Linked DNA regions of Homo sapiens: region 2 is linked to region 1. A link is a loop called in an ENCODE intact Hi-C map of the cell type or tissue named here. Cell type or tissue: PC-9. All regions are shown on one strand. Links, peaks and the distances in the headings refer to the core of each region. The heading gives the core; the rest is flanking DNA.

Region 1 (6,099 bases), core at 617-5,616:
ATTCCCCCAGTGGTCACCCCAGCTTAGTAGTGTCTAGCAGTGACAATCCATCTGCCCATTACTTGCAGTCTGTCATCCATTTATTTAGTCCTCTCTTTTCTGTTCATTTCTAACCAGCATGAGGGTTTAGTTGCACAACTCCATGTATACCTGGTGGTGTTGGGGCCCATGGTCTTTGCTTTATATGATGCCACAGACTGGAAAGCACTTTGAGCAAGCCTGTAGGCTTGTTACAGATAACAGGACACCTGCCTTTTCTGTTGTGTGATAACTTGATGTTCACTGTTGATGCATTATTCATTTTGATGGCATTTGATGTTGTTTTAGCATGAATGGATTTTTTTCATTACAATGAATAGTAATTCTATTTTTCACTTAGAAGGCTAAGTGCTATCGGGGCTTTTGGGGATGAATTGCTCTGGTTAGCAAAGAGGGACTACTTATGAGAGGGGGCTCCCTAAATAAGGAGTGATTAGAGTCTCCTTCAATGTCATGGAACTGACTAGCCTAGGGAGGCCCAGAAGAGGCAAGGATTGAGAGGTTCATATGGACTCTCCTTCCTAGGGATAGAAGGTGATGCCCCTCCAGTTGCCTGGTATAGGCACACACAGCTCTGTTGTCTTCTGGGCTTGATTCTGGTTTTCTCCATCCATTGGTTCTTTCTCCTTGTCACTTGCTCAGCCATTCCTCAGCTTGGATGTGTTACCACTTACACAGAGATCTGGTATAGGAGGAGTGTGAGGGGCCCTTTCTGGAACTTGTTTTGGGGAGCTCAAGATTATATATACTTTTTCAATGTACCTGCACTAATTGACTATATGAATACATTTACATACTTGTACATTTCGTTTTACATCTGAATATAATATGAAATTATGTTGGAGAGTTGTTTTTTTTTCTTGTGCCAATTCAAAATCTGCTTTACTTATTTATATTTTTTACTACAAAATAAATTTATTTTTACAACAAAAAGGAGAGATTATTATTCCTTTTGACACAGGATCTTGCTACTTTGCCCAGGCTGATCTTGAACTCCTGGCTCAAAGGATCTTCCTGCCTCAGCTTCCCAAGTGGCTGGGATTACAGGCATGAGCCACCATGTCCCAGAACTGTGAGCCAAATAAACTTTTGTTCTTTATAAATAACCCAGTATGTGGTATTCTGTTATAGCAGCAGAAAATGGATGAAGACACTGCTCTAACCCTAGAATCAGCTTCTTCTCAAGGAACCCTGATTCTTTTGATTGGAGAATTTTATTAGAAATCAAGATTTGTGCACTGGGTGTGTTGTTGCTACTGGGGTGTCATTGCTTCTAGAACCTTTCAGTGGACAGGGCTAGGAAACATATGTATGCATGCTAACCCAGCTTATCTGTAATTATTTGTGTGTGTGTGTATATATATATATATATGTGTGTGTGTGTGTGTGTGTGTGTGTGTGTGTGAGTTCATAATGATGTCTCTGACTCTACTCTAGTACCACTTAATTCATTCTCACCTTCATGAGGGTGATTCTTCAGAAATGAAAGATCGGAAGTGAGAGAGTGAGAAAAGGAAATGATCAGGGCAGAATTAGGTCATATAGAATTAGAGGAAAATATATTCACTTATTACAGAACTGAAAGTAATCTTGGAGAACCTGTCACACATTGTCATCCAACTTGTTTATTTAACTGGTGAGAAAACTGCAATTCGATAGGGGCTATTCAGGGTCTTAGAGCTAGTTAGCAGCAAAGTAAAGACTCCTTGTTCTGAGAACAGCTTCTTTTGCCCTGGCTATAGGATACAGTCTCATTGGCTAGGTACTTTTCTTTTGAGGGCAAATAGATAAGGAACTGCCCAAAGATTTCAGACAGAGGTGACAGCCTCAGTTTTTATAATGCACAAGGACTGCCCACAAAATGACCAAAGTGATTGAGACACAATATTTTTCCCTCAAAAGCTTAAAGCCTGATGGAGGAAGCAGAATTCATACAATGTGCAAGAACTTAAATAGAAACGGCTTAGACAGGTGCGGTGGCTCACAGTTGTAATCCCAGCACTTTGGGAGGCTGAGGTGGGTGGATCACTTGAGGTCAGGAGTTCGAGACCAGCCTGGCCAATGTGGCGAAACCCCATCTCTACTAAAAAATACACAAATTAGCCGGGTGTGGTGGCAGGCACCTGTAATCCCAGGTATTCGGGAGCCTAAGGCAGGAGGATCACTTGAACCTGGAGGTTGCAGTGAGCTGAGATCGTGCCATTGAACTCCAGCCTGGGTGACAGAGCAAGACTCTGCCTCAAAAGAAAAAGAAGGAAAGAAAGAGAGAGAGAGAGAGAGAGAGAGAAAGAAGGAAAGAAAGAAAGAAAAAAGAAGGAAAGAAAGAAAAGAAAGAAATAAGAAAAAAAGAAAGGAAGAAAGAAAGAGAGAAAAAGAAAAAGAAAGAAAAAGAAAGAGAAAGAAAGAAGGAAAGAAAAGAAAGAAAAAAGAAAAAAGAAAGGAAGAAAGAAAGAGAGAAAAAGAAAAAGAAAGAAAGAAAGAAAGAAAGAGAAAGAAAGAAAAGACTTAAAGAGCTCTGGGTGCACAGAAGTGTAAGTGATTATTTGTGCCTTGGCAGGTGGGGCAAATTTGTCAGGGTAGGATTTCACAAGTGAAACCCAACCCAGATAAATTGAGGAATTCTCCCAAGGTAACTCATCAAGAAGTGTGGACACCAAGTATTTTTGCACACACAGGACAGCCTCTCTTTTTAACAAGGTGAGAGCTTGCCTGTGGCCTTATTCACGAGTCCATGAATCTCAGTAGTTTTCACTCTATGCAGCATTTTGCAAGGTGGAGTGGAAAGCATTTCACTTTGCTTTTGCTGTTTTCAAGATATGTCCCATGGCATGGCAGCCAGATAAGATACTATTGGGGTGCTTTCTCTGAGTGACCTCCCAAGCTTCCCTGGCTTGCTCACGACTTAGAGCTCCCGGTCCTGGGAGGCAGACAGTGGAAAACTCAGAAAGAGGTCAGAATTTTGGGAGCAAGATTTTTCTAGGGAAAGACGGAATCCCTTCAGAAACTACTGATGGGGTTAGGGGATGGAAACCAACAACAGTCAGTTGGTCGAGTTTATCTCCTTAGTACAGGGTGAGATGGCTAAGCTGAAGTGGGTAGTTTTGGATAGCTGGTTGAGCCGCATGCTGGGGCAGTGCCTGACTCAAATCCATGTTCTTACTATTAGCCACTAGGGGGCAATAGCATGCTGAGGATGCTACTCAACTTTGACCCTTAATATGATTAATTTTAGAGATATGTAAGCTTCAAAATCTTCAAATGTTAAAGTTAAATAAACTTTTATTCGGGGCAGAGATGTTCACAGCATCATGGATTCATTTAAAAAGCAAACTTGAGTATGTTAAAAAAAGATTCACTTTTTTTTTTTTCAAAACTGCGTTTACTTACCACTTGTTAGGGATATATAAAAATGTACAAAATAATAATATTAAAATTCTTATTAGATTAATAGCATGCGTTCTATTATGTTGTGATCACTACTCTTTGTGATCATGTATGTTCTATTATGTTGTGATCACTACTCCTTGATTTGTTGGGATTCATTTCCATATTTCTATATCACTATAAAGCAAATAAAAGAACAAGTAAAATGTGTCTATTTCAAATACCTGAATTTATTTTATGGAAAAACAGAGTGTAAACAATGCCTTTATTCCAGAACCCTTCAAAGCATTTTATTTCTCCTAACTTCTCTACTGTCCTCAGTCTCTTTGATTTTTTTCTCCTATTTGATATTATCTTAATTAAGACTCTTTGGGTGGCAAATAACAGCTACCAACTCAATCCAGCTTAAAGCAAAATAGGGGAGTTTATGATAATATTTCACATGTTGAGGCTCAGAAAACAGTACTCCAAAATGAAGGCCTCAGAAGCAAAAGTGTTTCTCCAGCCTCCTGCCCTGCTGTCTCTCGGTCCCATTCTCCCCCAGGCTAGCCATAGAAACTAGGATTCCCCTTCCCCAGGGTGAGTCAGAGAAACCAGAATCCCTTTTCCCCAAAGCCAGCCATAAACCTAAAAATATTACTCTAACCTTCCCTCTACCTTTCTGTGCAAAAACTAGCTGTGAAGAAATTATCTGACCAACGCTGTTTGACTATAAGTCATAAGACCCCCATTCCAGAGAGGGCCCTGCCCCACACCCCGAAGGAAGGAATGCTGCTCAGAAAGGCCAAGAAGAATCTAGGCAGACAGGCCTTGCAGGGTTACCCGCCTCTGTCTGTTAGCATAAAATCATATTTTGTCCAATCACATTTCTACACCGCTGTCCGTACTTTGTTGAACCCAAGCATAAAAATGGACAATTTCTCCTGTATCTTTTTTTTTCTTTTTTTGAGAAAGAGTTTCACTCTTGTTGCCCTGTTAACCAGGCTGGAGTGCAATGGCGTGATCTCAGCTCACTGCAGCCTTCATCTCCCGGGTTCAAGCGATTCTCCTGCCTTAGCTTCCCGAGTAGCTGGGATTACAGGCTCCTGCCACCATGCCTGGCTAATTTTTTGTATTTTTAGTAGGGACAGAGTTTCACCATGTTGGCCAGGCTGGTCTCGAACTCCTGACCTCAGGTGATCCACCTGCCTCGGCCTCCCAAAGTGCTGGGATTACAGGCATGAGCCACTGTGCACGGCCCTCCCCTGTATGTTTGGGTCTTCATTCTGAAGGCTCCCAAGGAATACATGTTAAATAAATTTGCATTCCTTTTCTCTAATTAATCTGCCTTTTGTGAGTTGATTCATCAGCTCTTCCTTGGCCCCTACACAGGTGTGTCTCATGGAGCTGGAAAGCAGGGCCGTAGCCAGAAAAAGCATAGATTGAGGAACTGGGAAGCTACTGAAGACCAAGTATCCATTCTCTTGGTTATTTTCTCAAGTCAGATTGTTTCTTGTCTGACCCTTCCTATGTTATTCTCTTGCTGTGAACAGTGTGTACTTCGCCTCTGTGCATCTTGTTGAAAGGGTTACCCAGAGCTCCTGGGATTGTTGGATAACATGATCATTCTGTTTTTAATTTTTTTGAGGAAACTCCATACTGTTTTCCAAAGTGGCTGTGCTAATTTACATTCCCACCAACAGTGTACAGGGGTGCATTTTATCAGCATCCTCACCGACACTTGTTATATTTTATCTTTATTATAGTATCCAGTCTAGCAGGAGCAAGGTGATATTGCATTGTGGTTTTGATTTGCATTTCCCTGATAATTAGTGATTTGGTGCAGTTTTTCATCTACCTGTTGGCCATCTCCATGTCTTCTTTTGAGAAATGTCTCATCAGGTCCCTTACCCATTTTTATTAGAACTCAGGATTAAGAAACTCACTCAAAACTGCACAACTACATGGAAACTGAACAACCTGCTCCTGAATGACTACTGGGTACATAATGAAATGAAGGCAGAAATAAAGATGTTCTTTGAAACCAGTGAGAACAAAGACACAACATACCAGAATCTCTGGGACACATTTAAAGCAGTGTGTAGAGGGAAATTTATTGCACTAAATGCCTACAAGAGAAAGCAGGAAAGATCTAAAATTAACAGCCTAACATCACAATTAAAAGAACTAGAGAAGCAAGAGCAAACACATTCAAAAGCTAGCAGAAGGCAAGAAATAACTAAGATCAGAGCAGAACTGAAGGAGATAGAAACACAAAAAAAACCCCTTCAAAAAAATCAATGAATCTAGGAGCTGGTTTTTTGAAAAGATCAACAAAATAGATAGACTGCTAGCAAGACTAATAAAGAAGAAAAGAGAGAAGAATCAAATAGATGCAATAAAAAATGATAAAGGGGATATCACCACCGATCCCACAGAAATACAAACTACCATCAGAGAATGCTATAAACACCTCTAGGCAAATAAACTAGAAAATCTAGAAGAAATGGATAAATTCCTGGACACGTACACCCTCCCAAGACTAAACCAGGAAGAAGTTAAATCCCTGAATAGACCAATGACAGGCTCTGAAATTGAGGCAATAATTAATAGCCTACCAACCAAAAAAAGTCCAGGACCAGATGGATTCATAGCCGAATTCTACCAGAGGTACAAGGAGGAGCTGGTACCATTCCT
Region 2 (5,663 bases), core at 573-5,572, 110 kb before region 1:
CAAAAAAAAAAAAAAAAAAAAAAAAAAAACTCCTGCAGCTAGCTCAGTGTCTGCCCAAATGGCCGCCCAGTTTTGTGCTTGAAACCCAGGGCCCTGGTGGTGTAGGCACCTGAGGGTATCTCCTGGTCTGTGGGTTGCGAAGAGCATGGGAAAAGCGTAGTATCTGGGCCAGAGTGCACTGTCCCTCATGGCACAGTCCCTCATAGTTTCCCTTGGCTAGGGGAGGAGTTCCCCAACCCCTTGCACTTCCTAGATGAGGCGATGCCCCACCCTGCTTCTGCTCACCCTCTGTGGGCTGCATCCACCGTCTAACCAGTCCCAGTGAGATGAGCCAGGTACCTCAGTTGGAAATGCAGAAATCACCTGTCTTCTGTGTTGATCTCGCTGGGAGCTGCGGACCAGAGCTGTTGCTATTTGGCCATCTTACCAGCCACTCTGTTGTTGTTTTAAATAACCTAATCTTGTCAATCCTTTATTACTTCTCGATTGTTGTTATATTTAGAAGGGCATTTCCTATTCTAAGTTTATAAACAACTTACCCACATTTTTTTCCAATGTACAGTTTCATATTTACATTTAAATTGTTCATCCATTTAAAACTCCTTTTTGATGTAAGGAGTAAGGAAATACAAAGAATGCAGAAGTAAGGAAATACAAAGAATGCAGCTTTTTTTTTTCCTGTAGTGACAAGCCAGTTCTGCCAGGGCCCTCTACTGAATAATCTATTTTTACCTACTGCTTTGAACAACTATCTTTGTTATATACTAAATTTTCTAACAATATACTTTTTCTTAAAGAGATGGAATCTTGTCGCCCAGGCTGGAGTGCAGTGGTACAATCATGGCTCACTGCAGCCTTGAACTCCTGGACCTAAGCAATCCTCACACCTCAGTCTCCGAGTAGGCACATGCTGCCGCACATGGCTTGACAAAATACTTTTAGATGTGACCCTTGCAAGGCCTTTTGTTATTCTAGTAGAGGTAAGTCAGTGGGTGGGGTATATTATAAATTTGAAAGCAGAAAATAAACTCCATTCTCACTTCAAGGGAAGTGTACAGATAACCATTTAATATTCTCTTTTCTTTAAACAGCCAATAAAAAATTTATTGAGCAGCTACCATGAGTCAGGTGCTGTATTCACATCAGGCAGCTCAGGGTGGTATTAAGAGCACAGACTGGAATCCCATTGCCATATCTGAATCCTGGCTCCACCACTCAGGAACCCCACAGACTGGAGCCTCACAGCCATGTCTGACACTGGCTCCACCACTCAGGAACTCCAAGACTGGAACCCCACAACCATGTCTGACCCTTGCTCTACCACTCAGGGGACACAGGACCTGTCTGTGCATCACTGTCCTGCTCACAAGGTTTTTAAGAGGATTCAGTGAGTTGAGTGAGAAGCGCTTAGAGCTACATTTGGCACATAGTAATTGCTCAACAAATGTTGACAACTATTAGGGATGGAAAGATGAACAACAAATCATTTCTAGATTCAATCTTTTTTCCATTTTATGAGGAAACAGTGATGCATGTTTTCCTTCCATAACCATTCTACTTTATAGCAACCAGTCCTCCTCTTTCCTTCTCCTGACTCTGCCACCAACTAAAATAGCAGTACCTGCCATTACCTGGGGCTGACCTACAGTTGCCACTGAGGCCGTGGACATCCCAGACCAGGATCATATTATGAAAAAGGTTTGAGGAAGCCAAGCCTCAAACAGTCCTGGAAGTCATACAATCCTGGAAGCCCCTCACTGTCACCCAGTGCTTGGCTGGCCAGGAAGGTGAGCAGCTGTCTAGACAGCACTCTTAGGAGAGCCCTGGGCTCCCAATGGGAGCAGGGCTGCCCAGGTAAATAGTGACACAAGGAAAGGAAGTAACACAATGAGGCTTCAGGCCTGCAAGGTGCCTCCTCACAGGCTTCCAGGACTGTAGAAACCCTTGCTGCTGAAGGATAAGGGACACACACTGGCGAGAAATGATCAAGACTGATGAAGGCTGGTGGCAGGAACTCACAGGCAGAGTTTATGGTGGTCAAATACATCAGACACTCTCCCTTCTCCCACCTTAGAATTTATTTGGATTGCGGATGAGATGGAAGTGGGTGAGTGATATACTGCATCAAACAGAGGTATTAATTTAATATTCATTTTCATTTAAGCTTCAGAATATGTTTGTCTCATACTTGGTTATAAGCTTCCAACATACTGAAAATGATTAACTTAAATCAGCTAAACTCTGTGAGGCTCCAGGCTTTCCCAAAATTAAAACAAGTGGTGTGTTTTCACATTAAAAATCACTTGATAGGCTGGGTGTACACAGTGGCTCATGTGTATAATCCCAGCACTTTGGGAGGCCAAGGCAGACGATCACCTGAGGTCAGGAATTTGAGGCCAGCCTGGCCAACATATCAAAACCCTGTCTCTACTAAAAATACAATTAGCTGGGCATGGTGGTGTGTGCCTGTAATCCCAGCTACTTGGGAGGCTGAGGCAGGAGAATCGCTTGAACTTGGGAGGCAGAGGTTGCTGTGAGCCAAGATTGCGCCACTCACTCTAGCCTGAGTGACAGAGCGAGATTCTGCCTCAAAAAAAAAAAAAAAAAAAGAAACAACAACAAAAAAACCCCAAAATTATCTGGGTGTGGTGGCACACACCTGTAATTCCAGCTACTTGGGAGGCTAAGGCATGAGAATTGCTTGAACCCAGGAGATGGAGGTTGCAGTGAGTTGAGATTGCGTCACTGCATGCCAGCCTGGGCGACAGAGCAAGATTTCTGTCAAAAAAAAAAAAAAATCACTTGATAAATCAGAAAAGGAAAAAACTGCATATTCTTACCTACTGGCTTAATTTAAAAATTCAACCTATTGGTTAAAATTATTATTTGCTTTTAAGACAAAATGTTTGTAATTTAACAAAGCCTTCTAATTACTTTTTTTAAAAGAAAGAAAAGGCATATGAAAATGGACAACATGCCAAATACACGAGCCCCTTGACCCTCCTAGTCAAATATTATGTTTAACATTTCCTTATTTTCATATAGGGCTTTAAATCAGAAAAGCAAATATATAGGAGCAATCGCGTCAGATTAGCATGTTTGACCAACATCAACCAGTGCAGAAACTGGGCTTCTCCAAACAGTGGTGGAGCCACACCTCTAACTCCTTCTCAGAGGAATGGCCCCAGCGGCTCAGCAGGAAGTTCAGAAGTCACTGCAATGAGCAAACAGACCTGAGCACACCCCGGCGCAGCCTGGAGTCCGGGAAAGAATCAGTCACCAAGTTTTCTGATGGCCTGGAAATATTCCACCCTGTCCCAAGAATGTCTCTAAGCCAGGGGTGAGCAAACTATGGCCCACAGGCCATATCCGGGCCTGGTTTTTTTTTTTTTAAAGTTTTACTATACACTGCCATAAATACTGCCTATGGCTGCTTTCTGGCTACAAAGTAGAACTGAAAAGTTGAGACAGAGACAGAGACTCACAGACCAACTCTGCCCATAGGGTATTGTGAGGATTAAACATTTACCATCTGACCATTTAGACAGTTTGTCAACTCTGCCTCTAACCCATTGGGATTAAATGACCAAGGTCACTGTGTTCTGCTTAAATTGCTTTAAAAACTTACTAGGAAATACACAGACTCTCTTCCTCTCACTTCCCCAAAATGAACACCATCTTTTCCCCAATGCTAGAAGCTGACAGTGTCTAAAGATTAAAACTTTTAAAATGAATGTATAGTGGTAGGTAGTAGAAACACCAAAAAGCGAGGTGGATGAGTGAAAATGAACTAGGGAACCAAATTCTTCCTGTTTTGAAATTTTCTGAAGAAAGGTTGAACCACCGTCAAGAATATATCCTGGGGCCAGCACGATGGCTCACGTCTATAATCCCAGCACTTTGGTAGGCTGAGGCAGGAGGATCACTTGAGCCCAGGAATTCGAGACCAGATTGGGCAATGTTATGCAGGGAGACCCTGTCTCTACAAAAAAATATTTAAAAAAGAATACATCTTGGGCCAGGCACGGTGGCTAATGCCTGTAATCCCAGCACTTTGGGAGGCCAAGGCAGGCGGATCACCTGAGATCGGGAGTTCAAGACCAGCCTGACCAACATGGAGAAACCCTGTCTTTACTAAAAATACAAAATTAGCCGGGCGTGGTGGTGCATGCCTGTAATCCCAGATAGTTGGGAGGCTGACGCAGGAGAATCACTAGAACCTGGGAAGCGGAGTTTTCGGTGAGCCGAGATAGTGCCATTGCTCTCCAGCCTGGGCAAAAACCCCGTCTAAAAAAAAAAAAAAGAAAAAGAAAAGAAAAGAAAAAAGAATACATCTCAGTAGGAGCTCAATTTTTCCTTGAGTCACAAACTGCCGCCCAAGGGCCCAATCCTGCCAGCCATCTATTTTTGTACACTGCCCACAAATTAAGAATAGTTTTTACATTTTTTTTCTTTTTTTTTGAGACGAAGTCTTGCTTTGTCACCCAGGCTGGAGTGCAGTGGCGCAATCTCAGCTGTCTGTAACCTCTGCCTCCTGGGTTCAAGTGATTCGAATGTCTCAGCCTCCCAGGTAGCTGGAATTACAGGCACATGCCACCACGCCCAGCTAATTTTTGTATTTTCCCTTTTTTTTTTTTTTTAAAATAGAGATGGGGTTTCACCATGTTGGCCAGGTTGGTCTCGAACTCCTGACTTGAAGTGATCCGCCCACCTCAGCCTCCCAAAGTGCTGGGATTACAGGCATGAGCCAACGTGCCTGGCCAGTTTTTACATTTTCAATGGTTGAAGAAAGTTAAAAGAATAATATTTCATGACAGAGTGCTTCAAAGGGCTGAGATAAATTCTCCACATATTCCTGGCTGCCTGGAAGATTATGCGCGCGTGGGAAAGACCCAAAAGAGCCCAGCAGGGCTGAAAACCAAGAAGAACCGAGAACCAGCTGAAACTTGCAGTGTTCCCCAACTCGCACACAGACCTACTGATAGAGGGATGGAGACTGACCTGGCAGGTGACTCCTGGTTCAGTGCTCCTTGGAGAATTTGGATGCCATGAAGTGATATTAGATGTCAGTTTAGCTACCTGTTATTTTGAGTGCTTCCTTAGCGGTACTGTTGAGGCAGTGTGGCTTAGGAAAAGAGTACTGATGTGGGTCAGGCCAAAAGGAATTTTAATCCTAGCTTTCTTACTATTTGCATGAATTTTGGTGAGTTGTATAATCCCCCTCTCTGTATCTTATTCAATCCTTGTAAAAGTCCATTGAAGTAGGCTTACTACTGACCCCATGTTCTAGGATGCAGTGATATGAGACTTTAAATATGTAAAACCTTTTGTTGTGAGGATTAAAAATTACAGCGGCAATAAAGTACACACCACATGATAACTGCTCGATAGGTTTTTTTTTTTTTTTTGGTTTGGAAATAAAAGGATATCTCATGACACATGAAAATTACATGAAACTAAAACTTCTGTATCCATAAATAAAGTTTTACTGGAACAGAACCATGCCCATTCATTTACATATTATCTGTGGCTACTGGGCTATAACAGCAGAGCTGAGTAGTTGTGACAGGGACCACAGGGTCTGCAACATCTAAAATAGTATCTGGTCCTTTTCAGAAACAGGTTGCCAACTCCTGCTGTAGTTCAATGGTCCTTAAAGTGTG

What was found. Peaks named below come from ENCODE experiments on the same cell type or tissue, not always from the same donor. Only the 100,000 strongest peaks of a DNase experiment are listed, where the experiment ranks them.
Region 2: a loop joins it to region 1, with 3 times the contacts of the local background. A loop is called at or near these places in 6 of 110 quality-filtered maps.

What each region holds. Positions count from the first base shown.
Region 1 is chr9:86,199,276-86,205,374 of GRCh38, forward strand. No RefSeq gene overlaps it. Among named protein-coding and RNA genes, the nearest start is that of C9orf153, 57 kb to the right of the region's middle. RefSeq lists a silencer at 3,191-3,240. In PC-9, for the core only: a CTCF peak has its summit at 3,233 (motif pointing right); a DNase peak (open chromatin) is centred at 3,226.
Region 2 is chr9:86,090,786-86,096,448 of GRCh38, forward strand. All of the region lies in intron 1 of GOLM1 (golgi membrane protein 1), which reads right to left. Among named protein-coding and RNA genes, the nearest start is that of GOLM1, 5.9 kb to the right of the region's middle. RefSeq lists a silencer at 2,969-3,263. In PC-9, for the core only: no CTCF peak of the experiment used is centred there; a DNase peak (open chromatin) is centred at 3,216; H3K27ac peaks cover 2,857 bases.